2 separate regions of the Homo sapiens genome follow, and region 2 is linked to region 1. Evidence: chromatin loops called from intact Hi-C (ENCODE). Cell type or tissue: CD14-positive monocyte. All regions are shown on one strand.

The links. Hi-C counts contacts between places; a loop is a spot of excess contacts. Peaks named below come from ENCODE experiments on the same cell type or tissue, not always from the same donor. Only the 100,000 strongest peaks of a DNase experiment are listed, where the experiment ranks them.
Region 2: it touches region 1 in a loop (2.5-fold over the local background); 4 of 110 quality-filtered maps call a loop at or near these places.

The regions. Positions count from the first base shown.
Region 1 is chr9:431,177-439,176 of GRCh38, forward strand. DOCK8 (dedicator of cytokinesis 8) reads left to right here. Exons shown (of 48, transcript NM_203447.4): 37 at 990-1,148; 38 at 2,699-2,799; 39 at 3,607-3,799. Among named protein-coding and RNA genes, the nearest start is that of DOCK8-AS2, 35 kb to the right of the region's middle. In CD14-positive monocyte, no CTCF peak of the experiment used is centred here; no DNase peak of the experiment used is centred here; H3K27ac peaks cover 1,548 bases.
Region 2 is chr9:331,260-339,259 of GRCh38, forward strand. It overlaps DOCK8 (dedicator of cytokinesis 8), which reads left to right. Exons shown (of 48, transcript NM_203447.4): 10 at 1,139-1,219; 11 at 2,966-3,125; 12 at 5,323-5,459; 13 at 7,747-7,840. Among named protein-coding and RNA genes, the nearest start is that of DOCK8-AS1, 120 kb to the left of the region's middle. RefSeq lists an enhancer at 1-698. In CD14-positive monocyte, no CTCF peak of the experiment used is centred here; no DNase peak of the experiment used is centred here; H3K27ac peaks cover 2,271 bases.

The DNA of each region.
Region 1 (8,000 bases):
ACTTGAGTTTTATTCAAAGCTACGAAGACTTTGGAGTTCAGCTTTATTATAGAACAGTCAAGTTTGCTTTAGTTTGTCTAGATTTTGATACCTTCTTTGGAATTTCCATTTGTGGCCATGTTAATAAGTATGCTCAAGTGATATATAAAGATAAATTGGCCCATGGAAAAAAGTCAGCCTCCTCCAAATGTATTAGGGATGATTATTTAAAAGACATTCCTCAGGGGACCTTGAGGTAGCCATGTTTTTCCATGGGCCTGTAAAGAAAGAAGAAACAAAACCTTGTTGCTTACCCGGAGTTCAAAATCTCAGAAATGCTGGCCACAGAAGTCCCCTGATTTATTTATTTAGAGACAGGGTCTCGCTCTGTCACCGTGGCTGGAGTGCAGTGGCGAGATCTTGGCCCACTGCAACCTCTGCCTACCAGGTTTAAGCAATTCTCCTGCCTCAGCCTCTCGAGTAGCTGGAATTACAGGTGTCCACCACCATGCCCAGCTAATTTTTGTATTTTTAGTAGAGGCGGGGTTTTGCTGTGTTGCCCAGGCTGATCTTGAACTCCTGAGCTCAAGTGATCCACCCTCCTTGGCCTCCCAAAGTGCTGGGAGGCTGAGCCAGAAGTCCCTTTCTTTTAATAAAGTTTAAATAAAGTCCCAAGAAGAAACTCTTGGCACAAAAGGATATACTGTATTCTTGGACCCAACTTTATAAGAATCTTCCAGCTTGCAGCACAAAGGCAGCCCAGTCCTCAATGAAAATTTAAAGGGAGCCTGACAGATTTATGTGAGAGCAATGTCCATTTAAACCATTTAAACAACAATATGAATGTTGTGCAAAGTGTAGCTCCCATTTCATTGAGAGAAGAGGAAATAATTAAGACGGGGCAAAGGAAACACTGAGGAGTTGTTTGTGTCTGGCCATGCTGCTTTCAGTTATCTACTGCTAAGTGTGTCTTATTTACTTCATCTTTTTTTTTTTTTTCACTGATGCAGAATTTTGCAAGAGTAAAGATGCAAGTAACCATGTCCCTGGCATCTTTGGTGGGAAGAGCACCAGACTTTAATGAAGAGCACCTGAGAAGATCCTTGAGGACAATTTTGGCCTATTCAGAAGAGGACACAGCCATGCAGATGACTCCTTTTCCCACCCAGGTACACCGAAGCACATACCTTGTCTCATGCATGAGTTTGGGATCTGCCAACTATTGTGTATGTATGTATGTACATATATACACAATTTATATATAAATATATAACATTTGCAAGTATTTATTGTCCAATATGCATGTGCTCTCAGCACTCTGAGAGGTTTTAAAAAGAAATACATCCATCACTGTCCCCAGTCTCAATATGCTAACAGTCTATTTGGAGTGCTCAGTCTCAAAACAATTAGGAGGCAGTACAAGACAAGTGATACATAAGTGCAAACTGTGTGGTAAGGAGCTAAATGCTATGGAAGGTTAGAGGAAGAGAGGTCGTGATCAATAAACAATCTGGTGGCCAGGAAAGCCTGCAGGGAGGGATGACACTAAAGGCTGGGGTAGGATTCCGCTAGGCAGGGGAAAAGTGAGGGGGAAATTGTGAGTAGTTGAAACAATGAATTGTTTGTATCTGTAGGGATGGTAAAGGGACCAGCTTGTCTGGTGAGGGGTAAGGAAGGGCCGAGTTTGAGAGAGCTTGTAAACAAGGTTGTCCTAAGGAAATGTGTAAGGACAGTCATCTCTTCCATGTCCATTACGATGACCGTGGAACTCTAGCCTGTCCCATTTGTCTTTTAACTCCAGCTCCTAGCCTGCTCTATGGTAGGGTCTTAATTAAGTGAGAATGAATGAATGAATGTTTTCTTTTATTCCCTTAGTCTGAGAACCCTATTTCCGGAGTCTGTTTTGCCCTCTCGGGCAATGTTGCATCCTCATTCTCAGAATCTTTTTCCTCTCCTCTACATCAAATCGTTCCTCTCTCATTTCATCTTGACCATACTCCTTTAGTTCCATCATTTATATAGAGGTATTCACCAACAAGACCAATCAAACTATGGGCAGTTTAATAAAGGTCTTCAGTGCCTTCACCCAATGAAATGACTCTAGTGGTAGAAATTTTAGGAGCCCTGGCAAGCTGGCAGAGGGGAACGGGGATAAGACAACATTCTGTGGCTGAGTTACCTGCCAGGGTCTCTAGATCAAGCCATAGTCTCTCCCTGTTTTTGTACTGCAGGCTCCCCTGGACCTCCACTGTTGGTTTTATAATTAAGAATAAATGATTACAAGAGGTTCTAAAATCTCTGAAGCCCTGGGAAGATCCAGGAGGCTTCTGAGACATGGAACTCAAGCTGAGGTCCTAAGCTGCTTCCTACTTGGTATAAAAATCCCTGATATTCCAGAGTAGAGTTTAGAACTTTTCAGGTTACAAATAACTGAAACTGGTTCAAACTAATTTAAACAAAAATGTTGGAGATAGAGATAGTATGAGGATTCAGGCAGATTTCTGGATCTCAAGGGCCAACACACATCCAGGTCTCATAAACTCCTGGGCTGGCGAAGATGAAAACTACAGAGTCAGGTCTAGATGACTCCGCCATCCCTAGTCTCTGCTGCCCTCTGATCCAACCCTTCCCATGGCTTCCCCTTGCATTTCAATGTAATCCTAACTCTTCACCTGGGACTACAAAGCTAAGATTATTTTGAGGCTTACACTTTTTGCAGGTGGAGGAACTTCTCTGTAATCTGAATAGCATCTTATATGACACAGTGAAAATGAGGGAATTTCAGGAAGATCCTGAGATGCTTATGGATCTCATGTACAGGTAAGCTTTCCTGACACACTCAAGGGACACCATTTGGGGGTCGAGGATTTGTCACTGTGGAGTTCTTACTAATGTAATGATCACAGCTAACATGGATATAGTGATTTGGATGATAGCCAAATAATATATAGAAATTAAACATTCAGAGTAGGTTAATTCATATGTAAGTTTTCAGAAGGATCTCCCTAATTTAAAGTGAGGCATAATAATGTTATTAAATATAATAACATTATTAAATATAATAACACTATCTTCTACTTACCACAGAATCAGAGAAAGAATAATTAACTGTTATAGGAATTATTTTCCATATGCTTTTGTTCCAATTATATTCAGACATACATATATAGTTTTACTTTAGAAATCATTTTTTACGCGTAGTTTAAAAGTTGGTCTTCCAGTCCTTGTTCAGGAGAAATTACTTACAGAGGCAAAATTGTTCTGATGCAACATCATACAAAGGGCAGTACTTTTGTCTTCTGTTTTATTTTGAGAGAAAGGAAAGAAAAGGCAGAAATTTGCCTGAGAGCCATTAAAATAGACATCATGTTATCAGGTATTTTTTCCCCATAAGGCTTTTACTAAGTACTATTTCTTGGAGGTCAGCACAGCTTAAACATGGAATAAAAATAGTTGGACTAATAAATGTTTTCTTCTGTCTCGTTTTCTGGAAATATAGGGCAAAATCTCAGGTGGAGGGGTACAGGGAACTCTTGGGGAGAAAAAAAGAAAAGGTCACACAAAGTAGAAGAACAGTGTCATTAACCCACTGTCCTCAAAACTACTTCTCACTCAATCTGTCTTCAGAATTGCCAAGAGTTACCAGGCATCTCCTGATCTGCGGCTGACCTGGCTCCAGAACATGGCAGAGAAACACACCAAGAAGAAGTGCTACACGGAGGCTGCCATGTGCCTGGTGCACGCCGCTGCGTTAGTGGCTGAGTATCTGAGCATGCTGGAGGACCACAGCTACCTGCCCGTGGGCAGTGTCAGCTTCCAGGTAGGGTGTGTGCAGCTTTTCCCTTAGAGCAGTGGTTCTCAACTGGGGCGATTTTGTCCCCCAGCCCCAGGGACATTTGGCAATGTCTAGATACATTTTTGGTTATCACAACTGGGATGGGTGAGTAGGTGCTACTGGCATCTGACTGGTAGAAGCCAGGATGCTGTGAAACATTCTGCAATAGGAGAGCTCCCCTGACAAAGAATTGTCTGGCCCCAAATGTCTGTAGTGCTAAGGTTGAAAAATTCCAAGTTCATACATTACATTTGCTTCTTCTAATTGCTTTCCCATCGTCGTTGGGTTTTTTTTAAATTACTGTTTACAATAATGGCACCTAGCCATTATTAATAGCACTTTAGGAGACATTTGCAAACACTTTCACATGCATGGCTTCATTTGAACCTCCCCGTAAAGCTGTGAGGCAGGTAGGTAGGGAAGGCGGTTATTATTCCCACTTCGCGGATGAGAGAACTGAGAGAGCAAGTTTTCTAAGGTCACTTAAACTCTTTTTCAAAGACTTGTAGTTGACACAGTATACTGACATTGTGAAAGTTTGGAAAACATTGGATAAATGATTTTCCTCCTGGCCCATTCATTTGATTCCACTCTTCAACTTTATAGGGGCCCACTCTCCAATCCAAAAATCAAGAAAGAATCAAATTGACCTGAGAAGGGAGACAAAAGGCTGAATCAGTACCTTCTTAGGATAAGCTGAAAATTACCCACATTTGGCAAAGGGAAATTGTCTGCCAGACCTAAAAGCTGGCTCGGATGGGGATGCTCAGTGGCCACTTAAAGTGTTCTTACTGAATAGTTTAATAGTCTTTAGAGAGAGAGAAAATAAAAAAGCACAATGTTGGGTACTTTTTTTGTAAGAGACATAGTTTGTAGAGATGACCATCCCTGAAACCATGAACAATATAGCTACAGTAATAGAGTGTTTTTCAAGCCAGACTCACGAAGTCATTTACAAGGGTTTGTATTATTCTTGTTTGAATTTACATGGCTGATTTTATGAAAAGCTTTGTTCTTGTTATTGTTCTTCAACACAATTTTGTGATGTTGTATGAACCAGAAAGAAAGAACAATTCAAAGTAGCTTCCCCAGGCTTAGAGAATAAGTCACTGAAACTATGCTGGTGCAGCCAAGAGCTTCTGGTTTTCCAGAACACAGCAAAGCTGGGTATTGCCTCCTATGAATAACTCCTCCTTTCTTATGGTCCTCAAGAACAAAAATAGTCATTCTGTGATTTCATGCTTGGCAAATGAATTTTCTTCTTAATTCAGAAATGTTTGTTATAAAAGCTGATAATTAAATCTCATCCAAAAGCATAAAAATAACACCTGATTTCAAATCACATAGAAGTGTACAAGAAAGTTATAAAAGTTATTTTAGATGTATTTGCTTCTTTTCTCAAATTTATTTTGACCATGTGATACTATCAAAAATAAATATTATAGTACTACTCTTTCAATTCCCAGGAAATTGTAAGGTTTAGCACTTCATATTGTTTCATTTACTAAATTATTTTATACTTCTTTTATTCCTTTTCCCATGACTATATTTTATTTTATATTTATCACTTAAATATCAATTGCATTTCATTATTGACTTTTATATTTAGTAAGCCTTACTGTTCTAATTTTACCTAGAATTCAGTTGATTTGCTAATAATGACATGCCAAAGTGAATCATTATTACACAATCAACAGAAATATTCCACATTATTCCGACATGGGGGCATACAGCTCTATCTGTTCACATATATTTATCCATTGATTCCTTCTTTTAGAGAATATTTATTGAATACTTATTCTGTCCTCATGAACGTTACATTCTAACCAGAGAGACGTAATATAACTAATTATTCCAATCTTTGTTCAGTTATAATTATGAGAAATACTGTTATAAAGAGGCACAAGATATTGTGAGCATTTATGGTCCAGGCCCTGTGGGTCAGGGAAGGGTGAAGAAGGTGAAAAGGAAGGCAGAAGAAACTGAAGTGTGAGGGCTTCTTGATGTAGAGGAGGCAATGAGTTAGGTGTTGTCAGCTACAGAAGAGAAGCCAAATTATATTAATGTGTATGAGTGAATTCTTACTTCTCTCAAATGGGACATACCAAATCAATTTGGAAATGTAGCTGGCAAGTGAAAGGACACCCAACCCAGACTGACAGAAGGTAAAAATGGAATTTATCAGCCCGTCTGAGGAATGTGAGCCTGGAGTAGCACCTGCCATACTGGACCTAGGGGCCCAAACAATGTCAGCAGAGCTCACTGTCATCACCACTTCCCATCTCTGCCATCTGTTGTGTCAGCTTCATTCTTCACAGGCTTCCCACACCACAGTTTAGGTTTACATCTCTAGGTTCAAGTCTAGGAGAGAAGAGAGATGCCTCCTTTCTAGCAGTTGCAGAGAAAGCCTCAGTGCATCTTACTGATCCTGTCTGAACATCTGATCCTGTGCTCATCCCTGAACCAGCCATACTGGCCAGAGAAATGGAGTGCTCTGATTTACTGACCCCGGGTCATGGGTCCACACCTGGAATTATGGGTGATTTCTTCCCCTAAATCAGGATGCCTTACTTTATAGAAGGAGGAAAGAATTCTAGACAGCATTAACAACAGATGTCCAGTGTTGATTTTGCAAATGCTCTGTGCTTTAATTTTCAACCTTGTTCTGCTCCAATGAAATAGAGCTTTTGGAAAAGATTTATAAACTAGAGATAAATAAATATGTGCAAGGAAAATAACTTTGAGGTCACTGAATTCCAGGAAACTGAGATCACTGAAATTCTGTGTCCCAGAGTGCAATATTTATTTCACAACTGTAGATACGGACACATTCTTAGATACTGCTGTTACTTGTACCTCCCTGATCCTGAAGCCAAGAAAGTCTGCAGAATCCTTTTCCTCTGACTACAGCTAATGAGGCTACATAGCTTCAAATCTGTTCCTCTAATGTGGAAAATTGCATACATTCTAATAGTATTAGTATCTTGGGTTATTAAATGCTTTCAACTGAATTTCTTGGATCTTCTGTTGTCACAGAAACATCATAATACATAGGGCAGGTTTGGAAGAAAGACTGGCCACAAAGGCTTTGAGAGCCTCCTCCTATATTCCTAAAACTACGTTACAGTATTGCATGTGAAGAGATAGGGCTATCTATGACAACTATGTCCTGACTGATTGCTAAGGTTGATTCACATGATCTTGCTAACCAGGCCAGAAGGCAGACAGCTTTTAGTTCACAAGCCAACTCTGATCAGTTAGTAGTGGCTGACTGGAGAACTATGCTTAAGAATTTCGAGACTATGTCCAAGCTCTGGGGAAAAAGTGCTACAGTTGATTAGTTATGCCTGCCATGATTACAGCAATAGGAAGGAGTGGCATGTGTGCCACCTGTTTGTAATCCCTAAACTGGGAAGGTTTCCCATTTCTTCTGTTTTTCATATGCATTTCTTCCATAGCTGTGAGCTAGGAAGAAAATGATTCTTGACCTGTCACATATTCACTGCCAGGGCCAGTGCTAGGGTGAAGAGGCACTCACCCTCAGGGTCGAGCGGGTACAAGATCAGTACTTCCATGGCCCTAAAAGCGAGTACCTCTCTAAATTTTGTCTTGGGTTTCTCATTTGGTTCACCCCAACCATGGTCTCTGCATGCTCTGCTAGAGGCTCTAAACGCAATAGTTTATGTAAAGGAAACAAATGCATGGAAACAAAATGTTCAGGAAGAACAAAAACACACACACAGTAACTGCTGCAATGCCATGAAAACTTCCTTAATGAAGACAGCCTCGCTTGCTGTTGTCGTATGTCATGGCTGTTTATCTGAGTCAACTCCAGAGTAGCAACATACTTCAGAAAAACACCACTGTAAGTCAGAGGTCCACTCGGTGAAACAGGGAGCCTAGTTAATGTTAATTGGGTCTTTGCCTTTTGAAAACCAGGACACCAGCCCTATGTCCCTTAGGGTTGTTTCACTAAAGTAACTCAGCTGTTGTGACATTGAGGTAAGTGTCCTTTATACAAAATCTCCTAATGGTTAAAAAGAAAAACGTGAGGTTTGAAGACCAGTTGCTCAGTGCGCCTCTTCTAAATGAATGGCAGACAGATACTCTCGGGGTAGAATTACAGACCTAGTTTAGTCACGGTCTTGGTAAGGATCTGCACACCAGCTTCCTCGTTTCCCCATTC
Region 2 (8,000 bases), 100 kb before region 1:
TCAAGTGTTACGTGCTTATGTTTTCAGTGTGGTGCATCTCTCAGTGGGATTCGCCTTCTCTTCATGCTGTGGCAATGGGAGGGGGTTTTGAACTTCTTTGATGAGAAGAGAGACTTCCTGCTTGGAGTCCTCCCTGAAGCAGATATTCATTGAGTAGCCTCATGCTGCTTCCTTTGAAACCCCATAAATGCCCCTTTATCATGGGTATTGTTAAATACTTTGTGCCTAACTCACAGCACCTATTAAGTATGTGTCCCTTTTGTACTGTGTTGACCCAAATTCTTTCTTCAAGGATCATCTCAACTGATGGGACTAAATCCACTGGTTTTACTCTTCAACATCTAAGTTAAATTTTTTTTGAGCAGAGAGTTAGGAAATTTCAAATTTCTCCTTGTCTTTCTTTTAAATATGGTGCCCAAATTTATGACAACTGGCCAGCCAGTCACTTTACCTGAAGCAAGACAGAAGACACTTCATTCATTCTTATTACCAGCATTCATTCCTATCAACAGCCAGTTAGCAAAGCAAGAAGCTGCACATCCCAATGCTTTTGAGTTTCTTTCCAAGTCTGTTAAATCCAGAGAATTAGCCCTGATAGGAATTACAAGGGAGACAATTACAGATAATTTATTCGGTTCAGTCATTCATTTTGTGGAAGGTTTTAGTCCCTAACCCAACTTTCACAGAGACCATATCTCTTTTTTACATTGTAAGCAATAATAAAGAAAATGAGTTTTCCACTTCCTACGTATGTCTCCTGGGTTTTGTTTTATAAAATAACTTTTATTGCTGTTTTTATTATATACATAATACATGTTTATTGTTTAAAATAGAAAATACACATAAGCAATGGGAAGAAAATAAAAATCACACATAATCCCACCATAGAAAGTTAACTACTATTAACACTTGCTGCATTTGCTGAGTATCTACTGTCACCCTTTTAATATGCCTTTATGATTTGTTAAATAAAATTGTATGCTATTCTTTATATAAATTTTTTAATAAAAAAATATGTATCACAGATAGCTTCCTATGTCATCAAATATTGTCATAAAATGTAATTTTGATGGTTGCATAGATTCCTTTTTATGGATGTAATTTATGTGCCTTATTTTAATATTCTTTTTATTGGTAGATTGAAAAAGTCCTGCAGCAGGGAGAGATTGGAGACTGTGCAGAGCCCTACACGGTTATCAAAGAAAGTGATGGTGGAAAGGTATGGTAATTTGAGTGTTGTTAAATGGAGACATCTTAGAAGAAGCAGGTATTTTCAGAAGTGTTACACAAATAGTTAATGGGCTTTAGTCCCTAATGTGTCCCTATATAAGACACTACTACATTTTAATTAAATAAAAGAGGAAAAGAAAACTGGTCACCGATGATGACTTTTTTTTTTTTTTTTTTTTTTTTTTTGAGGCAGTGTCTTACTTTATCTCCCAGGCTGGAGTGCTGGAGTGCAATCACGGCCCCCTACAACCTTGAACTCCTGGGCTTGAATGATCCTCCCCCTTCAGCCTCTTGAGCAGCTGGTACTACAGGCACATGCCACCATGCTTGGCTAGTTTTTTATTTTTTTTTAGAGATGGGGTCTCACTGTGTTGCCCAGGCTGCTCTCATAATTCTGGCCTCAAGTGATTCTCCTGCCTCAGCCTCCCAAAGTGTTGGGATTACAGGCATGAGTCACCATGCCCAGCCTGATGATGATTTTTTAGAGAAATAAATCCTTGAATTTTCTAATGTTGACATACAGCAAGGTCTGACTGCATAACTTGATTGGGGCAAGGCCACCCCCTGTTGTCTTCATTCTGAGGCTCTGACTCAGCTGGTTGGGAGGTCCGTGGAGACCCCAAAACTAAACAGTGCCAGAGCTCTCCTGGCCTTCCTCAACAGCATGGGCCGCTGCCCTTTCAGGTATGCAAATAACTGGGAATTGGCTGCCACTACCATGCATTATATATATTCATTAGCACAGCATAGGTGTTGAGCCTATGAAAAGGATATCTTTTCTCAACAGCAATTTGCAAAGATTCCCAGTGTGATTTTTAAAACATGGCCTTGGCCGGGCGTGGTGGCTCACACCTGTAATCCCAGCACTTTGGGAGGCCAAGGCGGGCAGATCATGAGGTCAGAAGATTGAGACCATCCTGGCCAACACGGTGAAACCCCGTCTCTGCTAAAAATACAAAAAATTAGCCGGGCATGGTGGCACGTGCCTGTATTCCCAGCTTCTCAGGAGGCTGAGGCAGGAGAATAGCTTGAACCTGGGAGGCGGAGGTTGCAGTGAGCCGAGATCGTGCCACTGCACTCCAGCCTGGGTGACAGAGTGAGACTCTGTCTCAAAAAAAAAAAAAAATAGCCTTTCTGGAATAAGACTTACCTTATTAGTATTGTACTCTACAGACTCATAAATGTCAAGTAAGATTTATTGAACTCAAGGCATTTTTTTTTTAAAATCTGTCTTTTATTCTGAACTCAGAAAGAACACCTTGGAAGTATTGTAAACTTCCTAAGGAGTTGTTAGGAAGCTTTTTAGAATTTTTTGGAGTTTTCCAAGGTGACTTTTGGAGAAACAGGTTCACTTGGGAGCTTGGTAGATGATATACTAAACTTGATTTCAAGATTCTTTTATGCAAATCCAAGTCACATAGCTAGCCACCAAAAGAATTGATAATCTGATGTAATGAGTCTCTTTTTGTTTTCGTTAGCTAAAAATGTATTTTACTAATTAAATGTAGCCTTTTTGTAAACTCCTCGTTTTTTAATCTTTATTTCCTTATCAGCTAGACCCAAGTGCATCATTTTTCTGCCTATTCACTGTTTTTATTTTTTAGTGGGAAGATATGTTTTTACTCTTTTTAATCAGTAGGGTTTGGATTTTGGAGATGGCTGTCATATTCAGGTCAGAGGCAGTTGACTTGGTGCTGATGCTTGTTTCAGCTTGTTTCTTTCCATTTTCCTCCAGAGTAAAGAAAAGATTGAAAAACTAAAACTCCAAGCTGAATCCTTCTGCCAGCGTTTGGGGAAATACCGGATGCCCTTTGCCTGGGCACCCATAAGCTTATCAAGCTTCTTCAATGTCTCCACCCTTGAGAGGGAGGTAACTGATGTGGACTCTGTGGTTGGTAAGATTTTCACCTGCAGTGGGAAAGGGAGGGCTCCCCAGTGTGCGCTGCCCAGGTCCACAGCTTACTAGCGGGGACTGGGGGCACAGTGAGGTGTGGGAAGTGGGGAGGCAGAAGGAGATAAATAGAATGAAACACTGTTATGACTGGATTACGTAGATTTGGACGGTGATCTCCAAAAGAAATTATCACGAACATTGGTGAAGATTAAGTATACTCTTATAGTAAGATTTTCTAGATGGTATGACACTTTAAAAAGCTGATTTTTGCTAGCCACCCGCTCTCAAAAGTAAAACTTTAACAAGAAAATGTAGTAACCATCTGTAGTGTGTTAAGCAGAGACACCATGGTCGACTCCTAAACCTAAAAAAAAAAGCCTCTGTTACAAAGGCTTCAAAAAGCAAAACTCAACAGGAACAGGGCGTGGTGGCTCACGCTTGTAATCCCACCACTTTGGGAGGCCGAGGTAGGCGGATCGCTTGAAGCCAGGAGTTCGAGACCAGCCTGGCCAACATGGTAAAACCCTGTCTCTACTAAAAATACAAAAAATTTGCTGGGTGTGGTGGTACACGTCTGTAATCTCAGCTACTCGGGAGGCAGAGGCAGGAGAATCGCTTGAACCAGGGAGGCGAGGTTACAGTGAGCCGAGATCAGGCCTCTGCACTCCAGCCTGGGCAACAGAGCATGACTTTGTCTCAAAAAAAAAGAAAAAAGAGAAAAACTCAAGTTTCCCAGCAAAATTTCCAGTTCGTTAAAGTTTACTTTGCCAAGTGCAATGAAAAAATGGGCATCCAAAGAATATTTACTGTTTTAGTTTATTTAGCATATTTCTTTTTCGTCATCTCACCCGTGATCTGAATCATTCATTCCTACACTGCTTGGTGTAGAAATTTTCAAAAGGGTTGCAAATTTTCAAGTAGACCTGCCCATATCACCTGTGGTGGGGTTTCTCTTTCCCTAAATGCTTTTGTATCCACCAAATATAGAAGTCCATGTTCACATCTTTTCATGCATTCCTTAAGCTAAGGCTTAAGCCACTTCTGAAATACTACCTTGAGCAGGGAAGTGGAGGAAAGGGCATTTTGTGATTGCTGCTGCTATTTTGGAGTTACTGGTACATAATCACCAGTCAGAACTCCTGGGTTATTTCTGGTTCGTCAATAACAAACCTCACTTTACCACATCCTGATCTTCCTGCCACAGCTTTCTTTAATGCCGTCTATGTAGACCCAAGTAACTTATTGATAAGAGTTATGTATAGAGCTTAGAGGGCACACAAGCTAGGTAATTCAGGATAGGGCATGCTGAGGCCTCAATCATCTCTAGGTCAAGGATAACCTGACAACAGAGACTGATTCTTAAGGAGCAACCAGAAGATGCAAAGATGTCATGTATTATACTGAGGCAGAATGGCAAGTTTAGGTGGGTAGAGGTAGCAAGAAATTCTAATTCAACATCATGGTAAGAATTAAGGATAAGAAGATACTCAAAGACGGGTTGGAACTGCTCTAGTTCTAAGCAATTTGATTATTTACAAGAGAACCCATGAGTTTTTGCAATATAAAAGCAACAAGATCTCCACCCAAATCCCAAAAGGGGATAAGAAACAACTGGGCAAACTATCAGGGTCCCAGCCCAAGTCTGAGTGTGATTTGGGGTTCTAATTCCCATTGGGCAGATCACCCAAGGCAGAAACTCAGTCTTGCTGCCTGGTCCACATAATGAGAGCAGAGGAATGCTGGGATTCAGAGTGTACACAGGCTGACCCCAGCATGTTTGGGTCACAATCACAAATGCCTTCAGGGGCATTTGAGTACATGCCTCTCCCAGTGGAATGCAAATATAGAAATAAAAGAAAAGCAAACACTGTGCTGACTAAATAAAGCTTATCAGGAGACCCTGTTCTGGCTATAGCTCTGGACTCTTGCCGGGTGGCATTTGGGCTACCCTAATTTCCATGTGGGAGGGGCCCATGGCTGCTCCTGGCCTCTCTCCTCTGGTCGGAGGAGGATTAAGGACACCAACAGGAGGACTAAGAAAGGTAGGGGCCAATGGAAGGACATTTTCATTCAAAACAAGGATGGCCATATTCAGTGTTCCTGATCAGTGACTTTAATCATACATATTGTGAAGTTAATAACTGCTGTGTGTTTGAACAGAAAGGCATACTTTGGAGTGACAATTGTTTTTCTTAAAGGGAGAAGCTCAGTGGGTGAACGGAGGACATTGGCCCAATCTAGAAGGCTTTCTGAAAGAGCCCTCTCCTTGGAGGAAAATGGGGTTGGATCCAACTTCAAAACCTCCACTCTGAGCGTTAGCAGCTTTTTCAAGCAGGTATCTCTTCACATTACAGTGTGTCTGGATTTTTCCCCATACTGGCATGGGCACTGGAACCCACAGGAGGAGGATACGTAGTGATTAAGAGAGCAAATTAGTTAAGCTCACTCTCTTAGTTCATTTTCTGCTGCTTATAATAGAGTATCTGAAACTGGGTAATTTAAAAAGAAAAGGGATTTGTTTCTTTCAGTTTTGAAGGCTGAAAAATCCAAAGTTGAGGGCCCACCCTTGGTGAGGGCTTTCTTGCTGGCGGGGCCTCTCTGTAGAGTCCTGAGGTGGAGCACGGTGAGCAGCTGAGCATGCTAGCTCAGGTCTCTCTTCCTGTTCTTATAAAGCCACCAGTTCCCCTCCCATGATGCAGATTAATCCATTAATCTGTGAATGGATTAATCCAGTCATGAGGGCAGAGTCCTCATGATTCAATCACGTCTTAAAGGCTCCACTTCCCAACACTGCCACCATGGGGACCAAGCTTCACCATGAGTTTTGAAGGGGACATTCAAACCACAGCATTCACAAAGCCTCAATTTCATTAGCCAGAAAACGGGAACAATAGTACTTAACTTCATGTGGCTAGCAGGAAGGTCAGGTGACATGAGACCTGTCAAGCTCTTCTTAGAGTGCCTGGAATACAGTAAGTGCTCAATGAATGTTAGCTATTTTAACTGAGAGAAGGGTTAGGTTTTGTTCCTTGTGATACCAACTATCCTATTTGAACTATCTTGGCCAATCCATTCATTATGCTATGACAACAGTCTGGCTGGGCCATCTCCTTCCCGGTGGATCTCAGGGTTTCTTGGCCTGGCTATTCATGTGCAAGTTTCCACTTTCACTACTGCTTGATGTGCAAGTTTCCAGGGCTCCCTGCTTGCTCAGAGAGGGTGACCATTCCAGATGGTACTCTTTGTTAGCTCAGTAAACATCAAGACTATTTAAAAAAATAAAAAACTTCCTAGACTTGTCAACGGTATAGAGACAGAAAGTAGAATGACGGTTGCCAGGGTCTAGGGATAGAGGGGTGGGGAGTCACTGGTTAAAGGGTACAGAGTTTCAGATTTTTTTTGCAAGACAAAAGCATTCTGGAGGTTGGTTGCACAACAAAGAGAATGTGCTTAACACTACTGAATTGTGCACTTAGAAACAGGTAAGATGGGCCGGGCGCAGTGGCTCATGCCTGTAATCCCAGCACTGGGAGGCCGAGGCAGGTGGATTATGTGAGGTCAGGAGTTCAAGACCAGCCTGGCCAACATGGTGAACCCCCGTCTCTACTAAAAATACAAAAGTTAGCCGGGTGTGGTGGTGCACACCTGTAATCCCAGCTACTTGGGAGGCTGAGGCTGGAGAATTGTTTGAACCTGGGAGGTGGAGGTTGCAGTGAGCCGAGATTGCCCCACTGCACTCCAGCCTGGGTGACAGAGTGAGGCTCCATCTCAGAAAAGAAAAAAAAAAAGAGGTAATATGGTAATTTTATGTTAGTTATATTTTGCCACACTTAAAATAAACTCGCTTGGTCTGACTCTGTTTTGGAAAGTTTTCCATAGCTACGCAGTCTTCGTGGAGCATTTAAAGGGGTTACATTAACAAACTGAAATGCAAAAGGGATGCTGAGGGCGCCTGTGCACCGTGCCACATCATAGAAATAGTAAAGGTCTGAAAAGGTTTCTATTCAGCATACATGTACCCTTCCCAATCTTATGACCTTGGAGGACAAGGTACTTAACTAAGTCTGGATGGTCTCACTGGGAATAAGACATATCTACCCACTTACCTTACTGGGTTGTTGTAAGGATTGGAGATCATGCATGTGTGCTCCTGACCCATCTTGGGCATATGTGGGGGTGGACAGCATTTATACTTAACCTTGTTCGAGACAAATGTGAAGAAAATGAGATGGAAAGATGCTTTCTCCACCTTCGAACATTTGAAGAAGAAAGTAAACTTATTCTGTATTGTTCCGGGGGGTAATACTGGCATCAGAGGGTGAGAGTTATCGGGGGGAAGCTTTTGGCCTGGTTTTCTAATGGTCAGACGGGCTTCCTTAGAATGCAGCAGATGCCCCATCCCCAGAAGGACTGATAAGAGGCCGAGGCACAGTGAGTCACAGTGATTGAGAAGGATTTAACAAGAAGTGGAGCTCAGTGATTTCAGAGCTGTCTATAATCCTAATTTCTATGAAAGACTTGTGAGAATAAAACTTAAAGGTAAAAATCTTCCCAGAAATCGTTTGTCCCCAACCCAAGAGTCAAAGGTGCATCTACATTAACTCTGACTTTTCTCTTGGCAGGAAGGAGATCGCCTTAGCGATGAAGACTTATTCAAGTTTTTAGCTGACTACAAAAGATCATCATCCTTACAGAGACGAGTCAAGTCAATTCCAGGTGTGAATGACTTATCTTTATCCTCTTTAGCTGTGCCAAAACTGCTTATCGTTAGACACAGTCTTTGTCTAATGCCAGAATTTATAAAATCATGTTTGCCAAGTGAAATGTGAGATTTTGTGTTAGGGGTTAAGAATCTGAATTGTTCTATGTCTTTGGC